2 separate regions of the Mus musculus genome follow, and region 1 is linked to region 2. A link is a loop called in an ENCODE intact Hi-C map of the cell type or tissue named here. Cell type or tissue: left cerebral cortex. All regions are shown on one strand. Each heading gives the region's core, and the rest is flanking DNA. Links, peaks and the distances in the headings are about the cores only. Region 1 has its middle 65 kb from the start of Gm36595. Region 2 holds the start of Gm36595 (predicted gene, 36595).

Region 1 (15,781 bases), core at 5,045-13,044, 64 kb before region 2:
GGAATCGAATCGTCTGTGCTGCTGGAAGTTCTTCTCCAACCGCTTGCCACAAACCCCCCCACCCCCACCCCCACCCCGTTGGCCGCTCCTGCAACTGCCGCTTCCCTCCTATTTGTGGGTGTTTTGTCCACATGTTCGTTCATGCACTGCCAAAAGAGGGCTTCAGACTCCCCCTGGGACTGTAGTTACAGACAGTTGTAGGCTGCCACGAGGTGATGAGAATTGCACCCCAGATCGCGGGGGGGAGGGGGGGGGAACAAGTCAGTGACCTTTTCCACCGAGCCATCTTTTCACCCAACATGGTTTTGGGGTTTATTTTATTTTATTGATTTATGGCAAGAGCTGCTAAAATCTGTTCATTTAGCAGAAGTCACAGTTTCATATTTTAAAACATTGTGTGTGTGTGTGTGTGTGTGTGTGTGTGTGTACCACAAATGCACAAGTGGCATGGAATACATGTGGAGGTCAGAGGAGAACTTGCTACTTCTACTGGCTGGTTTTTTCTGTCAGCTTGACACAAGCTCGAGTCATCAGAGAAAAAGGAGCCTCAGCTGAGGAAATGCCTCCATAAGATCCAGTTGTAAGGCATTTTCCCAATTAGTGATCAGTAGGGAGGGCCCAGCCCATTTGTAGGTGGTGCTGTATCACTGGGCTGGTGGGTCTTGGATTCTACGAGAAAACGGGCTGAGCAAGCCATGTGAAACAAGGCAGTAAGCAGCATCTCTCCATCAGCTCCTGCCTCCAGGTTCCTGCCCTGCTTGAGTTCCTGTTCTGACTGTGTCCAGTGATAAACTATGACCTGGACGTATAAGCCAAATAAACCCATCCCTCCCCAACTTGCTTTTTGGTTATGGTGTTTTCATCACAGCAATAAAAACCCTAATATAGACACTGCCAGAGTCACTTATTTCTTTGGATCAGGCTCAAGTCGGTTCAGTTTATCAGCAAGCACCTTCCTTTTGAGCCATCTCCTTGGCCAATGACATTCTAACTTGTATTGCTTGTTACAGTGGCTTGAAAGAGAAATGTCTCCCGTAGGCTCCTGTATTTAAGCAATGGCTTCCCATTGGTAGTAGTCGTAGTTACTGTTGGATTGCTGTGAAGAGACATCATGACCAAGGCAAGTTCTAAAAGAAAGTATTTAACTGGGGGCGTGTTCTCAGTTTCTAAGAATGAGTCCGGGAAACCCGGTAGCAGGTAGGCAGACATAGCACTGGAGCAGTAGCTGGGAGCTTACTCTCTTATCCACAAATCTGAGACAGAGGAACAAGACTAGGTAGGCCTGGGGTAGACTTTGAAACCTCAAAGCCCACCCACAGTGATATCCCTCCTCCAAGAATACCAGACCTCCTAAGCCTTCCTAAACAATCCATTACTGAGAACCAAACGCTAAAACATATGAGACTATGGAAGCCATTTTTCAAGCAAACCACTCTAGTGGTGCTGTTTGGAGAGGGTGATACAGCTTTCCAAATTATCCTGTGGGGAAGTACAATACCTGAGGCAGGCAGGCTTCCAATGTGCGGCTAAAAGTGTGCTTTCACAGCTTCTGGCTCTACTCAAGCCTTGCTGCTTGCTGCCACGCCTCCGTCCTATCATGGCGGACCATTATTTCTCTGGAATCACCAGTCAAAATAACTCCCTCTTCCTTAAAGTTGCCTTTGGCCATGGTATTTTATTACAGGAGCAGAAAAGACTTGACATTTCTTCTGAAAACTTTACATTTGCACCTCAAGAAGCCAAGAAATTGTGGAAGTGTTTGGAATTACAACCTAACTACATTTATAAAGGTATTGCTTCTGAGTGAAGTCACATTGCAAAGCTCCACGTTGGTAAGGAGAGGAGAGGAGCGGGCACCGATTAACCCTGCAATGATGAAGATGAGGTCTCATACAAATCTAACAAAAAAGAGCCAGGAAGGAAAGAATAAACACACAACTACTCACCCTCCTCCAGCCCCCCTCCACATTCCCACACCCCATGCTAATCAGGAAAAAAAAAAGGAAAAGAAAATTTATGCTCACAAGCTATATGAAAACCATGAGTTTATATTTCAAAATAATAAAGATATTAAGAAAATAATGTGACTTGAAATCCAACATTCTGACTTAAATTAGAAAAACCAGAACGGATGTGACAGACCGTAGGAAAGAATGAGGTTCAGAAATGAAAGATGAAGAAACAACTAATACAGAAATAGTTACAGCAGGGAGGACTTGAAATTCATTTTTTTTAAGACCTAATTTTTTTTTCCACAATCTTTTTCCACAATCGAAGGACATACATTATTAAAAGGTAAAAATAAACAAGGGAAAGTGGATTCAAAGGCAAGTGGCTCAGTGTGGATAACGTGACACGTGGAAGAGCGTCACCCAGGAAACCACATAAGAGAAAACAAAGTGTAATTTTAGAAACTTCCACAGTAAGGAAAGAGATGAAATTGAATCTGAAGAGGCTACTTCATACCTAGGAATGTCTATCTAGTTAGCCAAGGCTAGATCCAGTTAGCCAATGTTAGCAACATCACTAGCCCTGGAAACATTCAGGATTTTAAGAATGTAAAAGGGAAACAATTCGGCTTTCAGCATACATCTCTGACCAGAGAAGAAAAGAGTGTTTAAGACAGTCAGAAGAAACAAATGAGTTCAAGGTTTCATAACCCTCCAAAGCTCACATCCAACTAAGAAAAAAATTAAAACAAAATATCCAAGCTGTTATCAGCATTCAGTAGTATGACTTCCTGGTGAATTAATTAAAGACAGACAGGAAGCAAATAACTAGATGAGGTGCCACACAATAGATTTTTTTTTAACCTGAGAATGGGGGTGGGATATCAAACTAACTTTCAGTGACCTTTCATCGAAGCAGGTGGTAGCAAATCTAGCAAATCTTTCACTTGGGCTTCTCCTAACTGTTTGTGGTACAGGCTACCAAAAGTATAGGGATATTCTGATCCTTTGTTGAAACAAAGTTATAGCCTATCATATGTTGTCTTCTACGTACAAAATTCCCCAAATACGATTACCTCTGGTTCCTAGGCAAGCTAATGTGCAACATGGTCTCTATTTTAAATCATAGATCTTTTGCATGAGATTACCTAAAAGAAATGTTTTTCATTAAAATGCTGGCTTTTAAAATAGCTTAAATTAAGTTTTAATAAGCATCAAAGATTGGTTTATGTCAGAACCAAATCCAATAAAAACTCTGAAGAATGTTTTCATGAAACAGCATTTTGATTCTGTTTGAAATTCTGACAATGAGCACTTAAGTTGTTGGCATTCTGACCGTTTATTTCTTTGTTTTATTGTGCCTGTTAATTTCCTTAATAACACACTATAATAGCCCTTAGTGTGTGTAAAAACAAATGTGCTACAATCCATCCTAGCTCTGTTCCATATGCTTCCCTGAGTCAGCTCTGTCTGAAACAAGCTAAGCCACTAGGACTGCAGATCATACGTGCCTCCAGACATGGTCACAACTTGGCTGGATTTACCCAGAGAAAATGAATCACGCAATATGCAAATCTTTGGCTCTTTACATCTCAAGTTTGTTTCCTATAAAGTCCAAACTTCTTTCCCATAGAGATGCTAAATAGAAGGAAGATAGTGCTTTGCCCTGAGCATCATCTGATTGACTATCTGAGCCAAATATATGTTGTTTGACTGCAGTATAAACTATTTTAGCCAATTTGTTTCTTCACAGCTCACTTTAATCTCCTTGCCAAGCTATGGATTTCATCTTAGGAGAAATGTGCTCCTTGAACAGTGAAAATTTTAGAGAATGTACAATTAACGTAAGAAGTCAAGACTTTCTGTGCCAACTTCTTGAGCTCATGATTTCATTATGTATGAGAATGTCCAATTCTCAGTGTGATTGTCTCTTAGGCCTCTCTTACCATTTCCACAGGCATGTGTACCCATTAAAGGTGGAGTTTATGTGTAGACAGTATTGCTAAGACTTACTGGAAATCTTTGTTGACAATGTTGCAAGTGTTTATTCAGTAGAGACAGAGGAATGTATCCTAATTAAGAAATTTAAAAAAAAAGAGTAAATATGTCCAAAGTGGTGATGATAAACAAATTTCCCATCATAATCTTGTCATGATTGAGATATAGGAAATTAAATACCAGCTACATGGGGTGCTGAGACAGGAGGATCACCAAGTCCAAAGGTTTCTTTCACTACAGAGTAAGTTCATTGGCATTCTGAACAACTTAGTGGGATTCAAAAGGAGAGCTGGTCATGCAGTTAGAGACAGAGTGCTTGCTTAATATGCAGAGGATCACAGTACATCTGATTCCCAATGCTGCAGAAGAAAGAGAAGGAGGGAGGGAAGGGGCTTTAAAAGAAAAAAAAAATAAAGATGTTTAAAGGAAACATTTTGAACAGTGGTCAGTAGCAGAGCTTGCTGGCTCACACCTACACTTCCAGCACTTGGGAAATTGAGTCACAAGGAACACAAGCTGAGGACACCCGAGGAAAGACCCTGTCAGACAGCAGCCAAAAAAGAGAGAGAGGCTGCCACTGCTGGGGCAGAATAAGCATCCTAGTTATTATAGGAAATACTTCTCTTGAATAACATAGGAAGAAATACTTGATGCACAGTGATATAAAGGATGAGAAAAGTAACACTGTGTTCTAAATTCATTTAAAGAAACGTAAACACAGACTTCTTGCAGGGTAAATATAACACATTTCTAGGGCACAGGGAAAGTTTAACTAACATAGCAATTTAATTCACTTTTCCCTCTCAAATGTTATAATTTTCAGCAGTTAAAAGCACCAAAAAAAAAAAAAAAAAAAAAACCTTCTCTATTTTTGGTGTTAGTATTTCATATGAAAACATTTCTATGCTCCAGGGAGACATTTGGATCCAATACCACAGTCACCTGCAAATTCTAAGTATGAAGAAACAAAGGGAAATATTTCTGGCTCTAAAGCAGTTAGGTCCCCATGAGAATCTACAACAATCCCCAGAATTCCTGACAGCTCTTGCTAATGGAAGCATGGGGTGATGTCTGCCTAGCTGTTTGCCACAAACGACTCATTTCATTGAGAACCAGACAGTTCCTGTGAATTTTGCAATGTGCCCTCATTCACTGATTTTAGCAATTATTACAAAAGCAGGCTTCATTTGAACATATTAGAAGCAGTTTGGCATTTTGGGTGGAGCAGATTTTAAGGGAAACAGTGAGGTTATCTACTCCATGACACACTAGACTGGCCACTCCCAAGTAATTCCAGCCTTCAGAACGGTCAGATTTCCAGCTACAGTGAGTGAATATACTTTGCGGATGTGTTATTCACAGCTATGACTGTTCATTTTTTTAATTGATTAATTAATTTTAAAAATCACCAATGTAACAAACCTAGTCATATTTTTCCAGGATTGTTTTTAAAGGTTGCATAATTCTTTTAAGCTACACATGAGGGGAAAACCATTTATAGAATGATAGTAGAAAGATATATGGTTTTAGGAACATTATGAAAAAGATGGACAAATGTTCAACTTATTTTCCATTTATATTTTTGCCAAGTTGGTCTTCATTTTTTGGTTAACAAAAATGTATGTGTTCTTTGTATATGTCATCTTATCATATATGTATGTAATATATGTGTTATATATGTACATGTCATATGTGTATGTTGGATATATGTTATATCTACATATATATGCAGTAGTAGGTGGCTAAATCAAGTTAACATTATGCATATAATATATGCATAATGCATATAATGTGTACTTAATGCACATACAGTGTGCATAATACATATAACCTATGCATTATTTTATACTCATATCACTTTTTGTGGTGATGAGGCTACTTAAAATCTACTTACTTGGCAATTTTGTTTATAACAATACATTTATAACAACTATCATCTATTGTTCCAATTTAAATGGGACGTGGAAATTAAAATTTGCTTTTGAGGAAGTATAGAAGGGTATACTGTCCATGTCAGCTCCCAGGCTCAGCTCTGTGTGTGTGTGTGTGTGTGTGTGTGTGTGTGTGTGTGTGTGCCCGCTCGTGTGCGTCTGTGTCTGTGTCTGTGTGTGTGTCTGTGTCTGTGTCTGTGTGTGTGTCTGTGGTACCCATCACCAGGAAAGGTTTCTTTTTTTTTTTTTTTTTTGATTCATTTAAAAATTTATTGAGAGCAGCTAAGGATACATAGGTTAAAACATGGTCAAAGAAATGAGGCATATGCACAAGTGGTAGAGAAGTAAAGTTCTGCATCACAAGAGTAAAAGAAAAGTGCTTTAGGAAAAACAAGATTGCTTCCAGCCTGCAAGGGGGGATGGATGGCCAATCAGGAAAGGGGATTGAGATGTCTGGATTGTTGATGGTACTATATTTGTTTCTCCTTTTCCTCTTTCCCCATCTTTGGGCTTAATTTACCAGTAGTGCCCAGGAATGTTCAATGCGCTTTTTCTATACTTGCTTGCATTTTTGCCTTAATGTCTTCTACACAACTAGGTCCTTTTGGTGTTTTAGGAGTCTTTTCCTGTTTTTTGAAGGACTCTTGACCCTTTGATCTAGGTGTTGACGGTTTTAAGTCTTTTCCATTTAGGTTTGATTTTTGTGCATTTTTGGCTGGGGTATCTCGTACAGATTTCTTCACTGGGACCTTTTCTTCAGTTTCCTCTTCATCAAAATCATCTTCTTCTTCTTCTTCATCATCCTCATCATCGTCCTCATCATCTTCATCAAGTTTTACTTTTTTCTGTGGAACCTTGTTACCACTTCCAGGAGCAGATCGCTTTCCAGACATGCCTAAGAGTTTTACGTCCTCCTCATCTTCATCTTCAGACTCTGCATCTTCCTCTACAGCTACTAGATGCTGTCCACTAATGTGCACAGGCCCTGAACCACACTTCAACCGTAAGACCACAGGTGGTGTAATTTCAAAGCCCCCAAGGGAAACTGTTGGTTGTACAGACATTTTCAAAGTTGCCAGTGTTACTTTAATTGGACTGCCTTCATAGTTCATTGCTTCTGCCTCTACGATGTAACTCATCTTTTGCCCCTGCTCCTAAACTGACCGTTCTTAATGACAACTGGTGCTCATTTTCATCATTATCCACTTTAAAGTGATAGTCTTTGTCAGCCTTTAGTTCACAGCCGAAAAGGTAGTTCTGAGGCCTAAGAGGACTCATGTACATATCCATCGAGTCTTCCATGAGGTGGAGGCGCGCACTTCGGTGTGGGAGAAGCCGGACAGAAAACAACTGCCTCCTGTTCCACAGAACAGACGCGCACGACGGAATCACGCCCGAAACGTTTCTTTATAACAAAATCCCATGATGAGTGCTGCAGAATTGTGATGCTATGGGAATAGACAAGCATTGCCAGAAACATAACAGAGGAAGGCAGCACTCCCTGCATTCCATCACAAACCCCAATTTACGAGATCATTGTTCCTAATTTTATAAGCAGTTTTCAAACTGATATTCCAAAACAAAGAAGCAAACTTGCTCACAAGTTATTTCTCCCATCTCCTGCAAACTAAGTCCAGACTTCAACCTGATACATGCACCATGTAAGGCTTTCTCAACCATCTTTCAATCTCCTTTGGGGAAACATTTTCCTCACATTCCTTTAGCATTTTTGAGGCATTTGAAATTCACTTATAGTTGCTTATTACATAGCCGAGAGTCCTCTGTTGTTGTAATTAGGATTTGGGGGTATTGTTGTTGTTGTTCTTTTGTGTTGTTGTTGTTCTTTTGTGTTGATGTGGTTGTTGTTGTTCTTAGTGTCTCAAGTAGCTCCGGTTAGCCTCAAATTCATAAGGAACATAAGACGGCCTTGAATCTCTGATTCTCCGCCCTCCACTCTTGAATACTGGGATTACAGGTGTGTGCCACCAGACCTGATTTATACTATGCTGGGGACTGAATCCTAGGCTTCAGGCATCCTAGCCACGCATTCTAGCAATTGAAATATACCCCCAGGCTTCTTTCTGATGGTATTGTTCAGGCTTTGGAGTCCTTCTGTGAGTGCTTGTTACCATGGCTTTCCATTTCATACAGCACTCTGCCTTCGCCTCTTTTCAAGAATTCAGTGACTACTTTACCATGAACTTGAGAAAGGTCCTCTCCTCAACTAAATAGTGAGGGCCTCCTGGGCACAGACTTAACATGTATGACTATTTGAGCACCAACACCAGGTACAGTGCCTGAAGCATGGTAGGTATTTATTTAACCATGTCTAAAAACACAAGCAAGTGGGGTGTGTGTGTGTGTGTGTGTGTGTGTGTGTGTGTGCTTGTGAGCCTATGAGTAGTAAGAAGACTGCCCAACTTCTATAATGCCAAAACAAAAAGAAAAATAACTTCCTAGATAAGGCTTAAAAGGTAACCAATTATCAAATACTTTTACATTTGATGACAAAAATTCCCTCTAAAATAATTAGGATTGTCAGCCCATCATTGAATTTCAGGGTATTAAAAGCAGTCCCTGGGCTGGTGAGGTAGCTTAACAAGTAGGGCATCTGCTGCCACACCTGACAACCTGAGTTTGATCCCAGAGACGCACATGGTTGAATGAGACAGTAGACTACCCTAAGTTGTGTTTTGATCTCCATGTGCACGTTAGAATGTGTAAAAGCCTGTGTGTGTGTGCACACATACACACACAATAGATGCATTTATACACACACACACATAGATATATAGATATAGGTGAAATATTATAAAAACTTTGAAGTAACTCTTGCTCTACACCAGTTTTTTTTAATTACTGTACCATTGAAAGCAAGAATGAGCTGCAGAGGAAACATCTCCAGTGTGGCTTCTTTTGCTAAAAGGGATTGAAGTACCATGCTGTGACCCAGGTGAAGACACTGCTGTACTTCCTAAAATTTCTTAGAAAAACAAAGCTTGCTAAAAAGAGGCCACTGTGTATTTCTAGACACAGCATGTTACTTTAGTGGAGAAATTACATCATCTGTGGACACCCACCAGGAGGGGCCTGAGGACTGTGTAACACATACCAGGCTAATGAGAATGCTTGACTAATGAGGAAATTCACAAGGATGAAAATTTGGGCAGACAAAAATAACGAGTGCCGTCATGACTTAACCAAAAGTTGTTTGTGCCCCCAGTCCCGCCCCCCCCCACCGTAATTAATTGTTGCTTAATAGACCAGGTGTGATGAACAGCTCTTTCTTGAAAACCAGCAAGGCAGTAGTAGGTGTCTATAAATTGAAAGAAAATCTCGGATCTAAAAGCATTTTGTTTTCTTTGCCTATGTTTAGCATAGAGTCTAATTTGGGGCCTTAATGTCATTTTATGAAGGGAACTTCTGCAAGGTTGAACTGGGAGACAAAGGAATATGACAGTCCTTGCTAATACACCATATGTGACCTAACCTGACCTGTGATCTGTGCTCTATCAAGCCTGTGTGTGATTTGGATGGGCTGCTGAAGTACAGAGACGTTCACAGGTCCTGATGGGAGTTTACATTTCTAAATTCAGGTGGCTCAACTTGCTTGGAAAAAAGTTCTAAATGGTTGAGAATTGTTCCAATAATGTGTGTTCATGTTTAAACTGCCAGTATGTGTACCAACAAGAATCAGAGAATAGAAAGAAAGAAAGAAAGAAAGAAAGAAAGAAAGAAAGAAAGAAAGAAAGAAAGAAAGAAAGAAAGAAAGAAAGGAAGGAAGGAAGGAAGGAAGGAAGGAAGGAAGAAAGGAAGAAAGAAAGAGAGGGGGGAAGGGAGGGAGGGAGGGAGGGAGGGAGGGAGGGAGGGAGGGAGGGAGAAAGAGAGAAAAAAACAAGAAACAAACAAAAAAGAAACAAGCAAAGAAAGAGAGAGAGAGAAAGAGAGGAAGGAAGGAAGGAAGGAAGGAAGGAAGGAAGGAAGGAAGGAAGGAAGGAAGGAAGAAAGAAAGAAAGAAAGAAAGAAACAAACAAACAAACAAAGAAACAAAGAAACAAAGAAACAAAGAAAGAAACAAAGAAAGAAAGAAAAGAAAGAAAATGCTAGCTCAAAACAGAGCCAGGATATGAGGAACCCAGCACTTAATGTATCACAACATGGTGGTGAAGGAGGCCTCTGGAGGGAGATGAGGAGACTAAGAATTCCAACCTGCCGCCTGCTTGTCTGAGCTACAAAAGGGAAAACGCATTCCCATCTCCATTTTCTTTCCATGTCAGTGAATCAGCCTACTCACAGAATCTATAAATGATGCTTTACCTTGTGGATATTATTCTTACTGTAGAATCCATGGGTCATTTGCCAAAGGTGAATGCAAAGGAAAAGAGCCAGAGCCTCCACCAGGAAGTGAATTGGGCCAGCCTCTTAGTACAAGGTTTGGTGTGTTTCATCTCACACATTTGGTATTTTTAAATGTCAGCCCAAGTGAAATAAATTTATGTAGAATATTTTTAGATGACCAGAGATATGCTGATGGTAGGTCAAATAAATAGTAAATAGGATTTTCATCTAAGAAAATTACACCCACTTTTTCAACAGGCAAATGTTCTGTATCTTCAGCTTCCTGGCCATTGATGTCGCTTGTAAGCCCATGGTAATGTTAACCCTGGTGATAATGAACTCACTTTGGTTGCCATGTGTAGCGCAATCCTCCCTGACAGTGAATGCACATGTATTACACATGTTTATCTGGAGAAAAAATAACACTTAAAAACTCAGTAATCATTTCTTCCCAAGTATAGTAGCCATCACAAAGCATTTTCAACAGTCAGAAATTTCAGAAAATAAAGCAAAGCATTTTCTAGATACAAATTCTCCTTCATTTAAATGCCTTTCCTAAACCATGGGAGCAAGAGAAGACAGTTGAGAGTCTGAATATCTTATCTCTGCATGCATGTTATGGCTGTTCATTTGGTGTCCTTAAGGGACTCCTAACAGTGGAAGCAGGTAAGTCTCTGACTCTGGCCTGTGCTTGGGGCTCTTTCCCTCCTATTAGATTGCCTTCTCCAGCCTGAACATGAGGGTTTTTGCCTCGTATCCTGTTTGTCCTGCTTGAGAGTTGTCTCTTGGAGGCCTGCTCCTTTTGAAAGGAAACAGAGAAGTGTATCTGTGGGAGAGGGGAGGGGTGTGTGTGTGTCTGTGTGTGTTTGTGGTGGGGGGAGTGTATATAGGGGAGCTGGGAAGAATGAAGAGAAGGTAAACTATGGTAGTAATATATTATATGAAAGACAAATCTATTTTCAATAAAATAAAATTTAACAAAAACAAGGAGAGAAGAGAAGAGAAGAGAAGAGAAGAGAAGAGAAGAGAAGAGAAGAGAAGAGAAGAGAAGAGAAGAGAAGGGAAGGAAGAGGGAAGAAAGAAGGGAAGGAAGGAAGAAAAAAAAGCATTTTGCAGGTACTCGTCCAAAAACTAATCTCATCATGCCAAGACTTGCCACATGGCATATTGGTCTATTATAATCCTGCCAAAGACAAGTTTAAAGAGCGTCATCCTTTCTTTGGTTCTGCCACTTAAAACAGAAGCATCTGCACAAATAAAGCACTAAGTTAAATGACCTATAGCATCCTGTCTTCCCTCTCCAAATCTGTGCTGAAATTACTGTTGTGTGCAGCATCTTATTTAAACTCCAAATGCCGTGATCACTTATATAATCTGTTACCTAATGAGGGCCAGATCACAAAGAACCCACAAATAACTGAGCCAACCATGTTCTTAAGTTCACGTTTTTGTTTTTTGGTTTTTTGGGTTTTTTTGTTTTTCTCTGCAGTTGGACACATTTTGCTGAGGATGTTGAAAGTCTGGATTTCATCCTTAGCACTAAAACAATAAAATTGTCATTGTCATTTAATTTTTATTTTTAATTTCTGCTTTGAAATTGTAGAAGTAAAATTAATCTCTATTCAGCAGCCATATCCAACCAGGTCAAAATGCAGAAATCCATATATAATTTTGATCATTTACACATGAATACAACACAATATTCAAAAAAGATAAAAAGTTATGGGAAAAATAGGGGTTTTTTTTTCTCACATTGCTGTAAGAATAAAATAAGATTTACTTTTGGTTTTTGTTATTGACAGTGTCTCAGGGTATAACCCTCACTGACTGGCCTAGGACTCACTGTGTAGACCAGGCTGCCCTTGAATTTGTGGTAATCCTCCAACTGCTGAGATTAGAGACATGTCGCACCACGCCTAGCTTCGTTTATTTATTTAGAGACAAGGTCTCATTATGTAGCCCAAGTTAGCCTCAAATCTACTATCCGTTCTCCTCAGCCTCCTAAATTCTAGAATTACATGGACACATGCTGCTGTGTCCAGTTCCACTATACTATTTTAAAGGTGATTTACATATTTTTAAAGACTATAGATCAATGGATAAAAGCACCTGCTGGCAAGTCTGAAAACCTTAGTTTCATCTCCAGTAACTACATGATAGATGGAGAGAAATGGCTTCCACAAATTGTTCTCTGACCTCTGAAACACCCACTTGGCAATACACACACACACACACACACACACACACACACACACACGCTCACATACACGTCAGCAGAGCATGCAGCACTGCTCATAAAATGTCCTTCTTCCTAAAGCACCTCCAGTGCAGCCCCTCACCCCTCCACCCCTCCTCCACATAGACACAGGAGAATGAAGTTGGGGGGTCGATGGTATATGGAAAACTTCATAACGAACAATTCAGCCATAACAGGAAATAAAAAGATTACAGCAGTGAAGAGCAAAACAAAGACTCGAGACAAAACCGACTTGTTGTTACAAGGCTGCCCTGGAAAGAACATTGCTTCCATCGTCGGACAGATCTGGATTTAAATCCTGTGACGGCGCCTCTATCTTAGCCTCGTGGCCTTGGGTACAACAACCAGTTCCCTGGGCCCGTTTCCACTTCGAAACTGTGATGCTAAATAAGAGTGCATGATTTAGCCCTGAGCGGTTGCTTGATTGAAGTGTCTCGTATAGAACCGTGTTTTTCACTGTTTGAAGATCGTACACATAAATTCTCCCAGAGTTCCCTTTTTAAAAAGAGAAATGAGCAATACAAAAAACAATAGAAATCAACTAGGATCCATCCATTAGCTGACTGTGAGCATCCACTTCTGTGTTTGCTAGGCCCCGGCATAGTCTCACAAGAGACAGCTACATCTGGGTCCTTTCAGTAAAATCTTGCTAGTGTATGCAATGGTGTCAGCATTTGGAAGCTGATTATGGGGTGAGCTAAAGGGATCTTCAACCCTATAGGTGGAACAACATTATGAACTAACCAGTACCCCTGAGCTCTTGACTCTAGCTGCATATGTATCAAAAGATGGCCTAGTCGGCCATCACTGGAAAGAGAGGCCCATTGGACACGCAGACTTTGTGTGCCCCGGTACAGGGGAACGCCAGGGCCAAAGGGGGGGAGTGGGTGGGTAGGGGAGTGGGGGTGGGTGGGTAAGGGGGACTTTTGGTATAGCATTGGAAATGTAAATGAGCTAAATACCTAATAAAAAATGGAAAAAAAAAAAAAAAAGAAATCAACTAGGGTAAGATTCCCATGACGGTGTTCCCCTAGCCATTCAAAGCCCAATGTAAAATACAATTGAGAATCATATCCTGGGCTCCTGGAGCTCTGGCCAGCCCACCGCAGGATTTCACAGCTGTAGTCCCATCTCCCTCCCAACAACTTGACCCTTGACTGTTTTACTATTTTTCACTGGTCACAATATAAGGCAGTTCTCCTCTGTAAAACATAAAACATACACTTTTTCCTCTGAATGAAATAATTCTACACTTCTAATAAAAAAATATAGTTACCTTTGATATACTTTGTTTTGCCAAAGTGGATATAATTAAAATGTATTTTAAAACTCTAACAATTTGAGCCAGGCTTGTAGTGCCTGTACCTGAGAGGTAGAGGCAGGATGATTGGGAGTTCCAAGCCAGTCCTGGAAACATGAGACCCTGTCTCAGAAACTTGGAAATCTGCAAGACACGTTGATGCACTCAGGAGTCAGAGGCAAAGGAACCTACGTGAGTTCAAGGCCAGCCTGGTCTACATTTAGTATTCCAGTCTAGCCATGAATACATAGTGAGACGCTGTCTATAAACAAGTGAGTAAATAAATAGAGAATTTATGAGTTGGAAAGATAACTCACTTACTGCTCTTCTAGAGAACCAATGCAATTCCCAGCATCCACATAGGTTGACACCCGATGGACTATAACTCCACCTTGAGAGGGCCTCATGTCTCTGACCTCTGCAGGCACTCTTGAGCCTATGAACAGACACACACCCACACACGCAGGCACACACCCACACATACATACATATAATTGAAATAAAATGAATTGGTTTTATTTTTAAATTTTTTAATTTTTATATGGGCTTTTGAAGTAAAAACATTCTAGTGGCTATCTTGGAAATATCTAGGAAAATAGAATGCTCTATTTTAGCCAGGAATTGTTGGGGTTTTTGTGTATGTAAGGAGTCTGGTTGGAAAACACACCTAAGAGAGCATACATGGATTGAACTTCACCATAAATCTTTTGACTGAGGAGTTTGGGTTCACTGAAAAGCCACACTCCCATCTGTAATTTCTCCCCAGTAGTCTTAGCTCATCGATATATTAAATCATTCCTTTGATACTGATCTTTCATGGACATTTCATTCTTTCTATATGAAGTTATTAAATTTTAAAAAAGGTACCAAAAATAAAATTAACTAAATGCAAAAGCTGACCCCATCTTTAGCAAGTAAAAACTTACAGAAGGCTTTCTTTTCAAACCAGGGCCTTGAAGGAAACTGCAAGCATTCTGAGATAGCCTTGAAGTAAGAATAAATAGCTTCCAAGGCCCGGTGAGCACACTGCTTATGCTGTTTTCCTTAAGTTCTACAAATCTGTGCCAGTGTCTATACAAATATGGAGATAGGAGCAAAGCAAGCTGCAGTGTTTATGAAACAATTCATAATGTGTGTGATAAGGCAGGTCAGGTCAGCAGACACTGTGCATGACCAGTGTCTACACTTGCATCTGGTTCAGGGTCAGCAAGCATGAATACTGTGTCAAATTCATCCTCATGTTCATATCCTTGTTAACTACCAAATCCACACCCTTGAACACCAATATATATGTAGTTAGAAGTCATAAGGAAAGAGGGAAGATTTAAAAAAAAACATATTTGAAGATGTTGAATAGTTACTGCATATTGAAAACAGTATGTTAGGGTTTCGTTTGGCATTGATTTTGTTTTGTTGTTTGTTTCTTTTGAGATAAGGTCTCATGTAGCTCAGGCTAGCTGGCACTGTCTATTCACAGTGACTCTGAACTCCTGATCCTCTTGCTTCTACCGCCCAAATACTGAGATTACAGATGTAGGCTGACATGCACAGATTTTTGTTTTGTTTTATTTGGGGCATGGGGGTTGGGTCTCTCTGTAGCCCACGGCATCCAGCAACTCAGGCATCCTCCAAACTCCACCTCCTCAGTGCTGTGATTACAGGTCTGAGTTGACATGCTAAACAGAAGAGGTATAAATGTGTTTCTGTCTTGCTTTCTAGTTTCCAGCATTGTTCATATGCACACAGGATCCTATGATAGGTATTTATCACAAAGATAAGTCAGAAATGACATAGACAGTTGATAAAATTATATGCCACCAAATCTACTTACTGTCTTTTAAATGTTCTTCTAGCCCACACAGAATATAGTTTTCATTTCTTTACAACTATTGAAAGTAAGCCAGGTGGTGGCGGTACACGCCTTTAATCCCAGCACTTGGGAGGCAGTGGCAGGCCGATTTCTGAGTTCAAGGCCAGCCTGGTCTACAAAGTGAGTTCCAGGACAGCC
Region 2 (15,781 bases), core at 4,685-12,684:
AGCCATAACTTTATCAGCTAAGTTAAAAATATGGTGAGGATTGTATTTACATAAAAAGTCCAGAGTTTGTCTGAAATGTCAACAAAGCGAGCATCAGTTAGAATGACATCCTGTCCTGCACCTTCATCTGTTAGATAAACTGACTCTTCAGCTTGTCCAAACCAGGGGATTTAAATAGAGTCCATAGCGGAAACACATCGAACTTAGAACAAGTTTTCACTCAGCTACATTTTTATTTTTTAAACTTTGAAGAAAACCACGTGCCTCCCTTGCCTTCTCCTCTGCCCTAAAATCCCCACCACCAGACTCAGTCCTGCCCAAAGCTGATAGCACAGCTCTGAGGGGTGGCAGAGATAGCAAACCTGGAACTGCCTCCAACAGCACAGGTCAACATTCAGCTACAGCTTGAATAGTCTCCAGGGCACACCCTTAAAGTCACACAGAAGGCTCCATCATTCCGGATTGTCAGCTCCTAAAGGAGAATCAGGTGGAACACTCCAATCAAACACAAAAGATGAGGAACATTTTTCAGAAGCTTCATGATGTACCAAAGTAAAAGCCAACGTGTTAAATTAATGCTTCCACCTATTGTTAAAGTATGTCTTAAGGTCTTTGTTTTAAATGCCAGTTTGTGTGTTGATTTGTAAGTAATTGTAAGTATCAAGGATTTGGTTAACAGTAACAATCATTTTATTGTTAATGTTCTATAGCACCCTTTATTTTTTGTTCACTTTATTCTAAATTTTTGTTTGTTGGTCATTTGGTTGGTTGGATTTTCAAAAACAGGACATCTCTGTGTGACCCTGGCCCTGCCAGAACTCATGCTGTAGAGCAGGCTGGCCTCCAACCCAGAGATTAGCCTGCCTCTGCCTCTTAAGTGCTGGAGTTAAAGGTATGTGGCACCACTGCCTGGTTTATTTTGATTTCTTGAGACAGGATCTCGCTATATAGCATCCACTAGCCTAAACTTCACTATGTTGGGCCAAGCTGGTCTTACATTCACAGGGATTCCCCTGCCTCTGCTTTACAAGTGCTGGGGTTAAAGGCACATTCTAATATGCATGGAGTATCTTTTTTCAGTTTGTACAGCTATTGATAATTTACACATTAAATATCTCTACACAAGTATGCCCTCAAAATGGCCGGTCTTTGTGAATAGCTATTATCTCTCTCAGAGGCAAGCTTGGCTGTGCCCTCTACTACTATTATTCCTAGCTACTCCAGAAGCTGAAGTGAGAGTGCCAAGCATCTGAGGGCCACTTTGGCAATATATACAGACTCTGTCACAATAGAAAAAAAAATATACTGTGACATAATTTTATCCACATATATCCTATGAGGTGAACTATCCTGCTCTGTAAATAAGGCAATGTTTTCCTTCTTACTTCTTGGTGTTAGAACATTGAAATTTTAAACTAGCTTCAGGTCTTCCAAGATAGGAAATTTCTTAATAAAGTGCATCGTCCACATACCCTCAAAACTTACCCTCAAGGTTTTAAGCTCAGCAAGATGTCACACGCCTGTAAGTGCAGCACTTGGAACATGGAGGTTTGAGGATCCCGACTTCAAGGGTGTCACTGGCTACTACAGGAATCTCTGCCTTAAAAAGAAAAGGATTAGCCAAGCATGGTGGTGTAGACCTTTACTCTCAGCACTCAGGAGGCCAAGAGGGGCAGAGAGATCTCTGGGAGTTTAAAGTCAATCTGGTCTACACTGTTAGTTCCAAGGTACCTGTGCTTACACAATGAGACCTTGTCTCAACGAAAGGAGGAAGAGGAGTAGGGAGAGGGAAGGAAGGAAGGAAGAAGAGAAGAAGGGGAAGAGAGAAGAAGGGAGGAAAGAAGGAAGAAACCCTCCCTGCAAATGCCTGTAACACCAGCTCTGTAAAGTATTCAGTGACCAGACTGACCAGCTCACGCACGTGCGTACACACAAGCAACCACGTAGAAGTAAAAGCAAATCTTACGTTTCTTGGTCCCTAATTTTTTTTCATCTTCTATTAAATAACAATGCAAGGTTCTATGGTCAGAGTGAATTTTCCTTATTTCAAGGACTTCTTCACTCAAATCATCAGGAATTATACTTTTTTCTATAGGTTTTTTTTTTTTTGTATTTTTGTTTGTTTGTTTGTTTGTTTTTGGTTGGTTGGTTTTTGGGTTTTGGGTTTTTTGTTTTTTTTTAATGTTCTTTAATCCCAATCTAAAGCCCATCTACAGAATGATGTGAACTTTGGGCCCGGAATGTGATAAGAGACACATAAAGAGGATCCTGAAGAAGTGTTCTGCCACTTAGGAGGAGCTGAAAACATTTTCAACTTTTCTGACTTGCAATGAAGTTAAAGTTATGTGAAGAAGGTAAGCCAAACTGAGGCGGGGTTGGTTTTTTTTTTTTTGGGGGGGGGGGGGTTGGGCGGAGGCAAGGACTGGAGTGCAGACGACTAAAGGTGGCTGGAAAACGTAGGAAAAACAGGAGGAGGAGGATGGGAAATAACGGCTGTGGTTTCCTCGAACATTCAGCCCACGTTCCTTGTGCAGTGGTCCTTGGGGTTTGTTTGAGGCGTTTGTAACTGTTTTTAGGGACAAGGTCTCTGACTGGCCTGGAAATTGCTACAGAAAGGAAACTTCTGGCGGTCCTCCCAACTCAGCCTGAAAAGGTTTGATAAGATTTTTTTTCGTGACGCAATAAATTAAATGTGGAGCAGCGTGCTTCCATTCGAGTAGCGTGCTTCCATCCCTTTGAGCTGTGAGCCAAAAGGAAGAGATAGAGAAAGGAAACAGAAGGCAGAAACCTCAAAAGGTGCAAAAGTAAAATTTAAATCATTAGGAAGAAGAAGAGAAAAAGGAGAAAAGCCTAGAAAACCTTTCAAGGGCGTGACTTTGGCACCGCTTTAATTGTAAAATATGATTAATGAATGTGACAGAATTTGGAGAACTTAAAAGTACAAATTGTTTACAGCCCTCATCCAGCCAGGACTTCTGGCTAAATCTGTAACTGCTGAAAATTTCTCCCCTGACTTCTTCTTAATCTTCAGCCAAGTGTCCATTTCCTTTTGCTCTTAAAACCAGATTAATGACGTTTTAATTTTTACATTATCTCTCTCTTTTTCTCTTACCTACAGTTTTAGAAGCAGATTTATCTACTCAATAAATTTCCATTGAATGGGGTCCAGGAAAAAGGAACATAAACCAGAGGAAGAGATTCTCTGCGCTGCCTCAGTCGCACGTGGTTTCTTAAGGATCCAAACTATTTGTCTCATTGATACATCTACTGCAGGCCAGCAACATGGCTTGGTGGGTGAATGGTCTTGCGGCCAAAGCTAATGGCATGGGTTTGACCCCTCAGCACGCACAGTGGAAAAAGAAAACTGACTCCTCTACTTGTCCTCTGACCCTCACAAGGAGTAGCAAGTACACACACTCACACACAGTGGTGACACACATACTTCTAAATGTCTACTTAGTTAATCCCCACCATAATGAAAGCTCTTTGATCAGTCAGTAAGCATTTCATGACCTATTCCTCCACTGAGCAAACCCAAAGATACAATATTATCTCACTGAAACGTTGAATTTGAACTTCAAATTCATCTTTGCTGAGGACTAAAATTACTCTGTCTTACTTAGCCTCCACGGGAGAAACACTAGTGTGTCATAACAAAATAGTTTAATATTTTGAAAGCTGTTACAACATTGCTTTTCAAAAATAGACCAAATGAATGTACCTGTTTGCTTCAGTGTCACTGTGACTGTAGATATTATTAAAGACTAACTCATTTTTAGAACAATACAGACAGGTCACAGTGGCTACTGTCTCTAGTTATTTCATGGGTTATATTTGGGTTTGTTTGTAGGTTGATTCATTTTGTTAAGATTTTTTTTTTTTTCTGGAGGTCCTACCCAAGACTTTACATTTCTAGTCAGTGTTCCACCACTGAGCTATATCCCAGACCTATATTTTATTTATTTTCTTATTTGTGTGTTTGTGTGTGTGTGGCATGTGCTTTATGTATGTTGTGTGTGCATCTGAGTGCATTTTTTTAGCTATGTGCACACACGTGGAGGCCAGAGTGGGAGTTTATTTTCTTCTGTTGCTCTCCTGCTTTACGTTTGAGACAAAGTCTCCTACCAAACAGAAATTTGCCCTTTTTGGTAGGCTGCCTGGATAGCTAGCTTTTAGAATCTGTACACCCTCCTTTCTCAGTACAGGGGCTATGGGCACAAGCAGCCATGCCCAGTTTTTCTTGTGTGTAGGCATAGGGATTCTGTACTGACTAGTTTTGTGTCAACTTGACACAGGCTGGAGTTATCAAAAAGAAAGGAGCTTCAATTGGGGAAGTGCCTCCATGAGATCCAGCTGTAAGGCATTTCCTCAATTAGTGATCAAGGGAGAAAGGCCCTTGTGGGTGGTGCCATCTCTGGGCTGGTAGTCTTGGTTCTATAAGAGAGCAGGCTGAGCAAGCCAGGGGAAGCAAGCCAGTAAAGAACATCCCTCCATGGCCTCTGCATCAGCTCCTGCTTCCTGACCTGCTTGAGTTCCAGTCTTGACTTCCTTGGTGATCAACAGCAATGTGGAAATGTAAGCTGAATAAACCCTTTCCTCCCCAGTTTGCTTCTTGGTCATGGTGTTTGTGCAGGGATAGAAACCCTGACTAAGACAGATTCAAACCCAGGACCTCTCACTTTCAGAGCAAACACTCTCAGTCACTGAGACTTGTTCCCAGCCCCCTATGTTTTATTTATTTCCATCACTGTATATGGTGGAATGCTTATATTTAGGAAGGATTTCAAACAGCCCTATTGACCTACTGAAATATTTGTTCTAATTATTTTTATTAAATTCTCCAATTCCCTAACCTTTCCTGAACACTGAGGAGATCCTTCATACATGGAGGAGATTACGCTGCTTATTAAAAATGGTCTCAGCCGGGCGTGGTGGTGCACTTGGGAGGCAGAGGCAGGTGGATTTCTGAGTTCGAGGCGAGCCTGGTCTACAGAGTGAGTTCCAGGACAGCCAGGGCTACACAGAGAAACCCTGTCCAAAAAAAAAAAAAAAAATGGTCTCACGTAATTGACAAGACCTTCGGGGACTGATGAAGTCAGCTTTGTAGGTGCTAGTTCTTCTCCTCCAGTGCCTGTTGGCTTTACATTTTCCAAACTCTCCCATGCTTAAGTCACTCGTTCATCTTTCACCATCAATTTTTAATGAGGCCCTGTTCCATCCATTGACTCGTTTTGCCTCCAGGCAGTGGAAGAGGTCATGGTTGAGATGGTTCATTGTTTCTGAAGCTCTGCAGAGACACATTTTATGAAGCACAGAATGTCCTACACAGGAGTGACTTGGTCATTTTGAGCTCACCAAGTATCTCATAGCTATGGTTCGAGGTTGTGTTGTTCTGAGAAACAGAACCTTGGCGATCTTTAATGAACTGCCTATTCTCCAGTGTTTTCTGGCTTCTGTTGGGCTCAGAAATATCTAAATAAACATCACTTCATAATGAAGCCACATGGAAATCAACATGACTTTACACACATATCACTCTTTGGTTGAAAACCTAAGAAAATGATGATCTAATGGAACATTATTAAAGGAGGAATGTTTTAAAACAAAAACCTCAGAAGGAACTAAGGAAATTTTTGATTAAGAATGTTAGCAGCTGTTGTTCAAATTCTAGGCTAGCATGCAGGAGATCCTGGATCTGCCCCTGCATCAAAAAATAAAAATTAAAACCAGAGTGGTAGTACACAGGTCTGCCTACAATCCTAGTTGGAAGGGGACCAGGAATTCAAGGTAAGCCTCAGCCAGTTCCTGGTCAACCTGGGTGGGCTAAATGAGACCCTGTCTCACAAAAGAACAAGGAGCCACAGTGGCCCACAAATTAATCACAGCACAACTTTAACCTCAGCAAGCAAGCTGACAGTGGCAGGAAGATCTCTGTGAATTCCTCACCACCCCAGACTGCACAATAAGAACCTGTCTCATAAAAATAAGTAAATAAAAGAACTAGGGAATTTTCTTATCCAGAACCTTTATTTTAACGGATGTAGAGAGACGGAGTTTCAAAACAAACCATTTGTATGTTATGTCTCCTGTGTCTATTCAAGAAGAGAAGTTCAAGGAAATCTGCCAGGTATTTTAAATAAACACGGCTGGTCAATGTCGCTATACCAGAACAAGCCACCTCTCAAGAGACTCTCTATTCCTGGTAGGGGAAAAAAATGCCTTTTATATCCCCAAAAGTAAACTCCCTTATGCAAATTATAAATTCTACTCATTAAAAGAGCTGAGCTACCAAAAGAAAAAAAGAATACACAAAATGTATAACCTTAATATCCATTTAGAAGATGAAAGAACATATTCTGTATATGTGCTAAGCCACCATTAGCTACTGTTCTAGTAGGAAGCAAAAATGTGCCCTTTGCACTCTTGGTTGGAATACTTGGTCCCCAGCTCATCACATTGTTTTGGGAAGTTTGAAAATCTTTGCGATACAGAGCCTAGCAAGTGGATGTATGCGTGTTATTAAAGGTAGGCTATTAGCCCTGTCTCCCAATACATCCAGAAGTGATGAGCCTCTCTGCCTCATGCTCCTGCTGCCACAAACTTCCATGTGCCTTACCTACGGTGCCCAATGGAAACTGAGGCAAAATAATCATCTCATTCCTTAAGTTGCTTCTATCAAGTAATTTATCAGAACAAGGAAGAGTAATTAGTACAGCTATATAATGCTTTAAGAGAAAAAAAAACATACATTAAAAGTATCAGGCTACTGAGCACTGTGCTCCTGTAGTTTTGCCGTAGGATATGAATATGAGAATGCCTTCAATAGGGGTATCTTGGGACAGTGAGATGGTTCAGTGGCTAAGGGCATTTGCTTCCCTTACACATTAGCCAAGGACCTGAATTCAATCCCCAAGACTCAGATGGTGGGAGAGAACCAATTCCTTCAGGCTGTTCTCTGACCCCATGGCATCCCCTCCTCCCCATACACACAATAAATAGAATGAGAGATGATAGCTATATGATAAGTATATAAGTGGAGAGAGAGAGAGAGAGAGAGAGAGAGAGAATTAAAATTGAAAGGCGTCTCTGAAGGGCCTCTCTTTAATAAACAATATTTAAATGAGGGTGTCTTGCTCTCACTGAATATTAAACGCCAATCTGCTATGAACTGTATGAACGTTATTTCACTAAACACTAAAGGACCTGCACAGGAATAGTTCTTACCTTATAGACTAGAAACTAAGCTGAGACCAGCCACAGAGCTGCTGCTAGGGTAACAGACATGAGCCCCCAGGCCCAGTTATTTTTTAACCTCTTGGTCTCCTATTCTAGGATCTGAGTCTCTGAAGACAGGTGTTCTCTTATTAGGCCCCAGTACAACTTGCACACTTGCTCTCTAAGGAGCAGGTTCTGAGTGACAGCTGAGCAAACTGACCTGAGGTCTGGAAAGAGTGTATAAAATCTTAAAATGAGCCTAGATAGCTCCCTAAATAATTTTTGGGTGACTCTCACATCGCCGACGTTAAATCAAAATCATTTGCTCTTCGAGAACAGCAAAATCCTGAAGGAAGGCAAAATGAAGAATGTATACACACACACACCCTCACACGCCCTGGAAGGAATCTCCTCCTGTTGATAACAAGGGAATGTTCCTTGTTGGTGATTAACTTCCCTGCACAATTCCCTCTAACGGGTAAAATGTAATACTAGTCAGGGAATAATATAATATCTTGATAGTTATATGAAAATGTGGCCAAGGATTAAAGTTATCCTTCGCATCAGAACACTACAGCTTTCAAGTGCAAACACTTGGAAGGAATATGGCTATCAATCACAGCTGAGCTTAGCCGCTGTAGCTTTGTCTTATCCAGAAGTAGCTACTGAAGCAGGGCTTCGCCATCCTGAGAAGGGCATCTTCTCAAACGTAAATCAACGTGTTCTACGTGTGGTACCTGGTTTGCTTGTTAGACTGGCTGTTTCTGGGACTCCTTCGGGGTCCTGATGATTCAGAAATGCTCTTTAACGTCTGATGTGAACCTTTCGTGTCCTGATTCCGGTGGGTCATCTCTTCAGGCTAACCCAGACTAGCCAGAGTCCGCGCCTACTACCAGCTCCTGTTTTTTCTGGGGTCTGCCTCCCAGGCCAGCTGCAGACTGTCTCAAACCACCGAAACGCAGTTTCAAGTTACAGCCTAAAGGCAGACTTTCAAATTACTGCAGGCTGCCGCTATTTCCCCTGGAATGTTTGGATCCACCGAGCATGTTAATCGCAACCCCAGACAACCGAGCGAAACGCCTGCAGAGCAACCTTCCACATGCATTCGCTCTGTCTGAACTGGGAACAAGCCCTCCCAACTCTTATTTTCCTCTCTCCTTCCTTAGCCTGTGCTACAGCCCCAGAGAGGCAGCTGCTCCTCTCCTCTGTTTGTCACCATGAGTTGCCCAGTCCTGGCCCTTTGATGCCACCCTCACTGTCAGACAATCTCTCCTTCACGGAGTCTCTTGCCACCTCCCTGCCTTCATTCGCAGCCCTGCCTTCATTCGCAGAATTCTCCCAAGGTGACCGCTTTCTCCACTGCTCATCACCACCTAGTCAACAGAACTCAGCAACCTTTACTTCCTCTCCTCCTCCTCCTCCTCCTCCTCCTCCTCCTCCTCCTCCTCCTCCTCCTCCTCCTCTTTCTTCTCCATAGAGGTTCCATTGTTTGGCTGGCGAGCATTTTCCTCCTCAGGTACCTCATTCTTATGATTCACTCCCTTATTTATTCATCCAACACATTTACTGGGTATTTAATGGGTGCTACATCCAGGGAACAAAAGATGGATGATAAGCTAGTCATTTTTATTCTAAATAAATGCAGACAGTGTTGTAACAATTACAACCACCATGTTAGACCCTTGGAATGTTGTTGTTTTGTTTTTAATTAGGTTTTGCTTGTTTGTTTTGTTTTTGTTTTTGAGACAGGGTTTTGTTTTTTTGTTTGTTTGTTTTTTGTTTTTTTTTTCTGTGCATCCTGGCTTTCTTGGAATTCACTTTGTAGACCAGACTGACCTTGAACATTGAGATCCACCTGTCTCTGCTGGGATGAAAGGCATGGGCCACCACACCCAGCCTTTAATTCGATTTTTATTTACTTTTAAAAAAGTGCAGTCAGTTCTCCTCTCTCACCCTGTGGGTTCTGGGGATGTAACAATCCCTCAGGCTTGGGAGCAGGAGTCTTTACCTTCTTTTGTTTTGTCATCCTTTTAAAAAAATAATTTATCTTATTCTATGTGTATGAGTGTTCTATCTATACATATGTATGTACACCACATGCTTGATTGGTATCCAAAGAGGCGCTGGATGCTCTGGGACTGGAAGTGCATCCAGCTGTGAACTGACACTCAGATGCTGGGAATCAAGCCTGGGTCCTCTAGAGGAGCGGCAGGCACTCTTCACCACCAAGTTATCCCCAGCCCCCACTCTTGTATTGGAGATAGGGTCTCAAGTAGCTCAGGTTACCCATGAACTTCTGATGGTCCAGCCTCTACCTCCCAAACATAGTTAGTTCAGGCATGAACCATCATTCCTGACTTTTGTTTGTTTGTTTGGTTGGTTGTTTTTTGTTTTTTTTTTTTCTCGAGACAGGGTTTCTCTGTGTAGCCCTGGCTGTCCTGGAACTCACTCTGTAGACCAGGCTGGCCTCGAATTGAGAAATCCGCCTGCCTCTGCCTTCCAAGTGCTGGGATTAAAGGCGTGTGCCACCACGCCCGGCTCACACCTGACTTTTATCTTTATTTTTGTTTGTTTGTTAGTTTGGGGTTTTGTGAATCAAGGTCCTGATATGTAGTTCTGGCTGTTCTTGAACTCACTCTGTAGGACAGGCTGACCTCAAACTGGACTCAATTTCACAAAGATTTCCTGCCACTGCCTCCAGAGTGTTGGGATTAAAATCATATACTACCACACCCTAAGATTTATTTATTTCAATTTTAATTAGGTGTTAACAAATGTTACTAATATTATAATATATTATTGATATGTTAATAACACATGAATGTTATTGATATGTATTGATGTATGTGGCATTAGATCCCTCTGGACCTCTAGATTCAGGTGCTTGTGACCTTCCGATGGGTGCTGGGAATTAAACTCAGTCCTCTGACAGAGCAGTACTAAACTGTGTCTCCAACCTCCTTTTGAAATAAGATTTTCCCACAAAGCCCAGGCTGGTCTCAAACCACACAGCCCCAGCAGGCAGAGACCACAGAATCAGGTGTTCATGCTAGTCAAGAGAATAGTCTTAATGTGTGCTAATATTTTACTATGCTACTCTGCTAATAAAAGAAGGAAGGAAGGAAGGAAGGAAGGAAGGAAGGAAGGAAGGAAGGAAGGAAGGAAGGAGAAAAGCAAATTGACTTATAGTGGAAAAAGACCGATTTCAGCATTGAGGGAAGAGAGGAGAATCAAGAACTCAAGGCCAGCCTCTTCAGAAGATGAGTTAAACACCAACCCGGGCTACAAGAGACTTTGTCTCTCCAGCAAAACAGAAAGGCAAATTGGTCATGAGAAAGCCACTGGCTTTGTAAGGTGGAGGAGAAGAAGACAGAACAGTAGAATAAACACCTGCTCTATTAGCACGCATTGGTTGCCTTGTCTTTGGCAGGAATCAGCAAAGGGAACAAACAGCATTGTATAACTGAAGCACACATGCTTGAGAAATTTGACTTTCTTTTTAATCCTGATTCCTCGGAAGTTCAGATCAGTTTAATTCTGATGACAAATTTGGGCACAAAGGACTTTTTCTCCCCACTCCCAACCACAGACCCCCCTCCCCCCATTTCTCTTTTTAGACAAAGAACAGAGGGAAAGTCATGCAAGCTAACCTTCCAGGTTGCCTAGCTCTGAGGAGGAAAGGGTCCTAGCAAAGACGGAAGTCCCCGTGGTTCTTTTGTCAGAGGGGATGAAAACTTCACCAGCAAGATCTCTCTCTTTACTCAGCACTGACCCAGTGAGAGCAGCCAATCAAAGTGTGAAGGGCTGCAGGTTTCAAATGCAGCCTTTGCCTTCCGTTACTTCTTGTCCTTTTGGTGGGGACTTTACCGTTACTCAGCAAATTTAGAGCAAGGATCCCAGTCCATTTGGTGTCCATCCCAACCTATTAGAGCCTGGTAAAGGAATTAAGTCTAAAATAATGATTTCTGGTGTGCCCAGTGATAGAGATACTGCCTAGCAGACACAAAGCCTTTCTTTAAGACCTACCATCAAAAAATATAAGCTTGGCGTGGTGGCACACGCTTTTAATCCCAGCACTCGGGAGGCAGAGGCAGGCGGATTTCTCAGTTCGAGGCCAGCCTGGTCTACAAACTGAGTTCCAGGACAGTTAGGGCTATACAGAGAAACCCTGTCTTGAAAAACAAAACAAAACAAAACAAAACAAAACAAAACAAAACAAAACAAAACAAAAAATCAAGGCCTTCTAGACACAACCAGACCAGCATATATGAACTCACAGAGACTGAGGCAGTATGTACAGGGCCTGTACCAGTCTGCATCAGACAGAGTCCTAGAGCTGAGAGAAGTAGATGGGTCCCTAACCCAGAAGCCATCTCCATTTGATAACCACTTGCAAGTAAAAAATTGGTTTTCTCTGCGAAACCACTCTTAAGGGCCGGCCCTGTTCCTAGCAGTAGACAGCCAATAGAAAACAAACTTAGGGACATCTTTAGAGAGTTTTTGTCTAATGATGTTGTTTCAGCGGTGGGTTTTTTTGTTTGTTTGTTTGGTTGGTTGGTTTTTGGTTTGGGGGTTCCCCCCCTTATAGGTTTTTTGCACATACACACAACTGCACACACAAAATGACTTCCAGTTTTGTTTTTATGATATTCCTGTGTGTGTGTGTCTCTGTATTTGTGTGTGTTTCTTGTGCTTTTTTTCTTTTTCTTATGTATATTTTTTTCTTTTTTCTTGTTTGGTTCTTTGGTCCTATTCTGACTTGCCTGTTTCCATTTTATTATATTTTATTTTAGATACCTACCTGTGTTCTAACAAACAAAATGGATGTGAGTTAGAATGGGTGGAGAGATGGGGAGGTCCTGGGAGGAGCTGAGGGAAGGGAAACCAAAATCAGAATATACTGTATGCAAATAATCTATTTTCAATGAAAGAAAAAAAAAAGGAAGTCACAGGCTTGTTTTTTTAAGGGAGTGATCGTTGCTTCAGTGCTAGCGGTTATTCAGTTTAGAAACCTGGCTCTAGTGATATTAAATTATCCAATTCTCAATAAGAGTTTTGAAATTCAGATATTTGTGAACAATTTTTTAATTTTAAAAACATGGCAAGCCAGGCATCATGTAGCGGGAAGACACAGAAGGATCAAAAGTTCAAAATTATCTTTGCCTACATAATGAGTTTGAGGACAGTGCTAATTGTGTGAGACCTTGTCTCAACTAGCAAAATAAATAAAACAATGAACCAAGTCATGGTGTGGTCATTCAAGGATGGCTAAATGTATAGGGTGGAGGATTCTTGGGGCACACTAGAGACATGTTTAAAATACTGTCATCCCACAGATTGCTTAACAACTGCAAAAGGAAATGGCAACTTGACAATGGGGTAATCTGGAATACACCACTTTAAACAAGTGATCAGACTTCCTGTCACCCATACCAATAATGGGAGAAGCTCGTATTTTGGGTCCTTGGAAAGATTCAGTGGGCAGTACACGGCACCATCAGGAAGATTTACCAAAAATCTCACCATGACAGAAACAATAAGAAAAAGCAAAACAGGATCTTCTACCAGACAACCAAACTGAACATGATAAACGCTATAAAATGACAGCGCTATCTAACAAGATGAGGTGCTACATCAAATGTAAAGATGCTAAAGGAGTTGACAAGCAAATGATTGAGCCTTCAAAGGGTTTGAGGCAGGCATACTCCTTTGATCCCAGCACTAGCCAGAAAGAGGCAGGAGGATCTCCATGGATTTATGGCCAGCCTGGTGGTCTACATAGCTAGTTCTCAGCCAGAACTAAATAAAAAGACCTTATCTCAACTAACCATAGATAGATAGGTAGACTAACAAATAAAATTGGTATGCATGCTTACACACATACATCACTGGAGCTATTGAGAAATGTAACAGGGAATGTGTGCAACATTAAATCTTATGAGTTTGGTAAATATATAGAAATGGGAGATAAGAATTTCCTTTATCTTGGGACTTACATAAGAGAATTCTTTTGGTTTGGTTTTGTCGTTATTGTTGCTGTTGTTTTGTTTGCTTTGCTTTTTGAGACAAATCTCATGTAAACCAGGCAGGACTCAAACTCAATGTGGAGTTTAAGGGGGCCATACATTTCTAATCCTCCTGCTATGCCCTTCGAGGGCTAGAATTACAGGAGTGTGCCATTACCCCTTGGCACTTACAGGAATACTGCATCAAGAAAAGCTACTGTTTGAAACTTGTTTTCAATGTGTATGGGAGGAGGGGCTAAGGAATGACTCATTAGCTGAAAATGTCTGTGCGTCCACCCAGGACTTGCCAGCCGAGTTCAGCCTCCAGAATCCACTAAAGAGCTGGATGTATCTGTACTCTCAGCCCTCCTACTGAGAGATGGCTGGAGAGAAATACAAAATCAGCGGGAGGTCCACAGGACAGTTAGCCTGGAGTATTCAGCTCCATAGAAACAAGGAAGAGCCGACCTCACCAAGGTAGAAGGTGAAAATTCACTCTTGAGGATCATTGTCTTACCAGGCCCAGGCACACCTCTGGTCCTTGCACTCAGGAGGAAGAGACAGGGGCATCTCTGTGAGTTCGAGGCCAGCCTAGTCTACAGAGAGAGGAAAGCATTCCAGAATATCCAGGAACACAAAGAAACACTGTCTCAAAAATCGATGGGTGGGAGGTAGGGGGTGGGGCTTCAAGGTGAGGAGAGGGAGAGGGAGAAAGTAGAGATGTTACTTTCTGGCTTCCACATGCATATGACATCATATACATTTGCACAAACATACACACAAAATTCTTTTTTTTTTTTTTTTTTTTTTTTTTTTTGGTTTTTCGAGAAACGAGAAAGGGTTTCTCTGTGTAGCCCTGGCTGTCCTGGCACTCACTTTGTAGACCAGGCTGGCCTCGAACTCAGAAATCCGCCTGCCTCTGCCTCCGGAGTGCTGGGATTAAAGGCGTGCGCCACCATGCCCGGCTTACAAAATTCTTTTTTAAGGAAAGAAAAAAGAAACAAAAAAAGAAGAAGAAGGAGGAGGAGAAGGAGAAGGAGAAGGAGAAGGAGAAGGAGAAGGAGAAGGAGAAGGAGAAGAAGAAGAAGAAGAAGAAGAAGAAGAAGAAGAAGAAGAAGAAGAAGAAGAAGAAGAAGAAGAAGAAGAAGAAGAAACATAGAGAAAATAAAAACAAATGTAGCAGAGTAAATAGAAGTGATGGCTTGGACTATAACTGCTGTCCTTAAGCAATTGTGTCCTTTTGTGTGTTCCATTGTTTACTTGTTTTCCACATAATGCCTCCTATCTCACAGCCGCCTGTAGCGGAAGACAACCTTGAACTTTGGACTCTCCCACCTCCACCTACCAAGTGCTCGGTTTATAGCGAGCTGAGCAGCAATTATGCCCTTGTAGAGAAATCTCTGGCTAAATAGAAAACAGGGAGACCGAGAAAGAGGCTGAGGAGAGCTGACAAACCTGTAAGCTTGTGGCCCAGGCTCATTCCATCTTCCTGCAGGCACTGGCATGTGCGGTGCGTTCCTCTCTATCTCCTACTCTCTGCACCTAACCTTACCACCGCTCCCCAGCCCGGACAGAACTCTCTCTGGGGAGTCCTAATTTCTAACACCTTGCCTTTTTCTGCCAACTCATGCTTCAGAGCCGTGCCCCTTTTACCTAGCAATCCCTTGCTCTCCAGACTGCTGAAGACAGTCCAAGTAGGTTAGCATGCAAATCGAGTGCCTTTCACCAGCAGTCTTTCCACTGCACTGTGCGTCACCTCCACTCCGTAATAGTTTTTATGCCCAGCTCTTAAAATGCTTGCTCGTCCTCACATGCATTCTCTTGCTCAAACTGGTTCCCTGTGCTACTAGTACCTCGCTTTCTCTTAATCTGGCAAATCCCCATTCAGCATTTAAAACCACAGTCAAACATGGAGAGTCTATGAGTAGTCCTCTCTCCTTCAGAAACCTGTGTGGCTCTGTCCAGCCTCTGCCACACCTGTCAAACCGTGTGCTGCAAGACCCAAAGCTCGCGTCTACATTGCACTAAGTGCCAGGGAATCGAACATTTGATGAGCTTGTTTTCTTCGGGTTTTTGTTTTTATTTCTTACTGTTCTAAAGTCATTGCTTTTTTTTCCCCCTCACTACTTTCTTTGAAAAAGCCAAACTCTAACAAATGTGTTAAGAAGTATGAGGCAGGAGGATGATGAACTACTCAAGGCCAGCACAAGCTAATTTATGAGAAAGAGAAAGAGGGGAGAAAGGAAAAGGGAAAGAGTGGGGGGCAATAAAACCTCACAAGTGGGTGGTCTATGACAGAGATAACCGAGCTAATGAAAAGAAAGGCGAGGGAACAGAGAGTTAAACTTCTGGAGTCTCTCGTGGTTGGGAGGATAAAGGCCAGAGCAAAGGCATCCGAAGCAAGACAGAGAGCTTCACTGCTGGGAAGCGTTAGGGGCTTAACTTCCCTTCCAACTGTCTCCACTCTCTCTCAAGATCCCTTTTGTTTCTTGGGAAATTCTAAACATATTACAAGGCCTTTTCAATGAAGGGTCTGTTTCCTGTAACTGGTGCCTCCTTTC

What was found. A loop is a pair of places that touch in the nucleus more often than their neighbours do. Peaks named below come from ENCODE experiments on the same cell type or tissue, not always from the same donor. Only the 100,000 strongest peaks of a DNase experiment are listed, where the experiment ranks them.
Region 1: it touches region 2 in a loop (7-fold over the local background); 2 of 42 quality-filtered maps call a loop at or near these places.

What each region holds. Positions count from the first base shown.
Region 1 is chr10:56,488,740-56,504,520 of GRCm38, reverse strand. It overlaps the pseudogene Gm9118. Among named protein-coding and RNA genes, the nearest start is that of Gm36595, 65 kb to the right of the region's middle. In left cerebral cortex, for the core only: no CTCF peak of the experiment used is centred there; no DNase peak of the experiment used is centred there.
Region 2 is chr10:56,424,355-56,440,135 of GRCm38, reverse strand. It overlaps Gm36595 (predicted gene, 36595), which reads right to left and starts at 8,155. Exons shown (of 5, transcript NR_152769.1): 1 at 7,953-8,155; 2 at 1,486-1,600; 3 at 363-472. In left cerebral cortex, for the core only: no CTCF peak of the experiment used is centred there; a DNase peak (open chromatin) is centred at 8,308; H3K4me3 peaks cover 456 bases.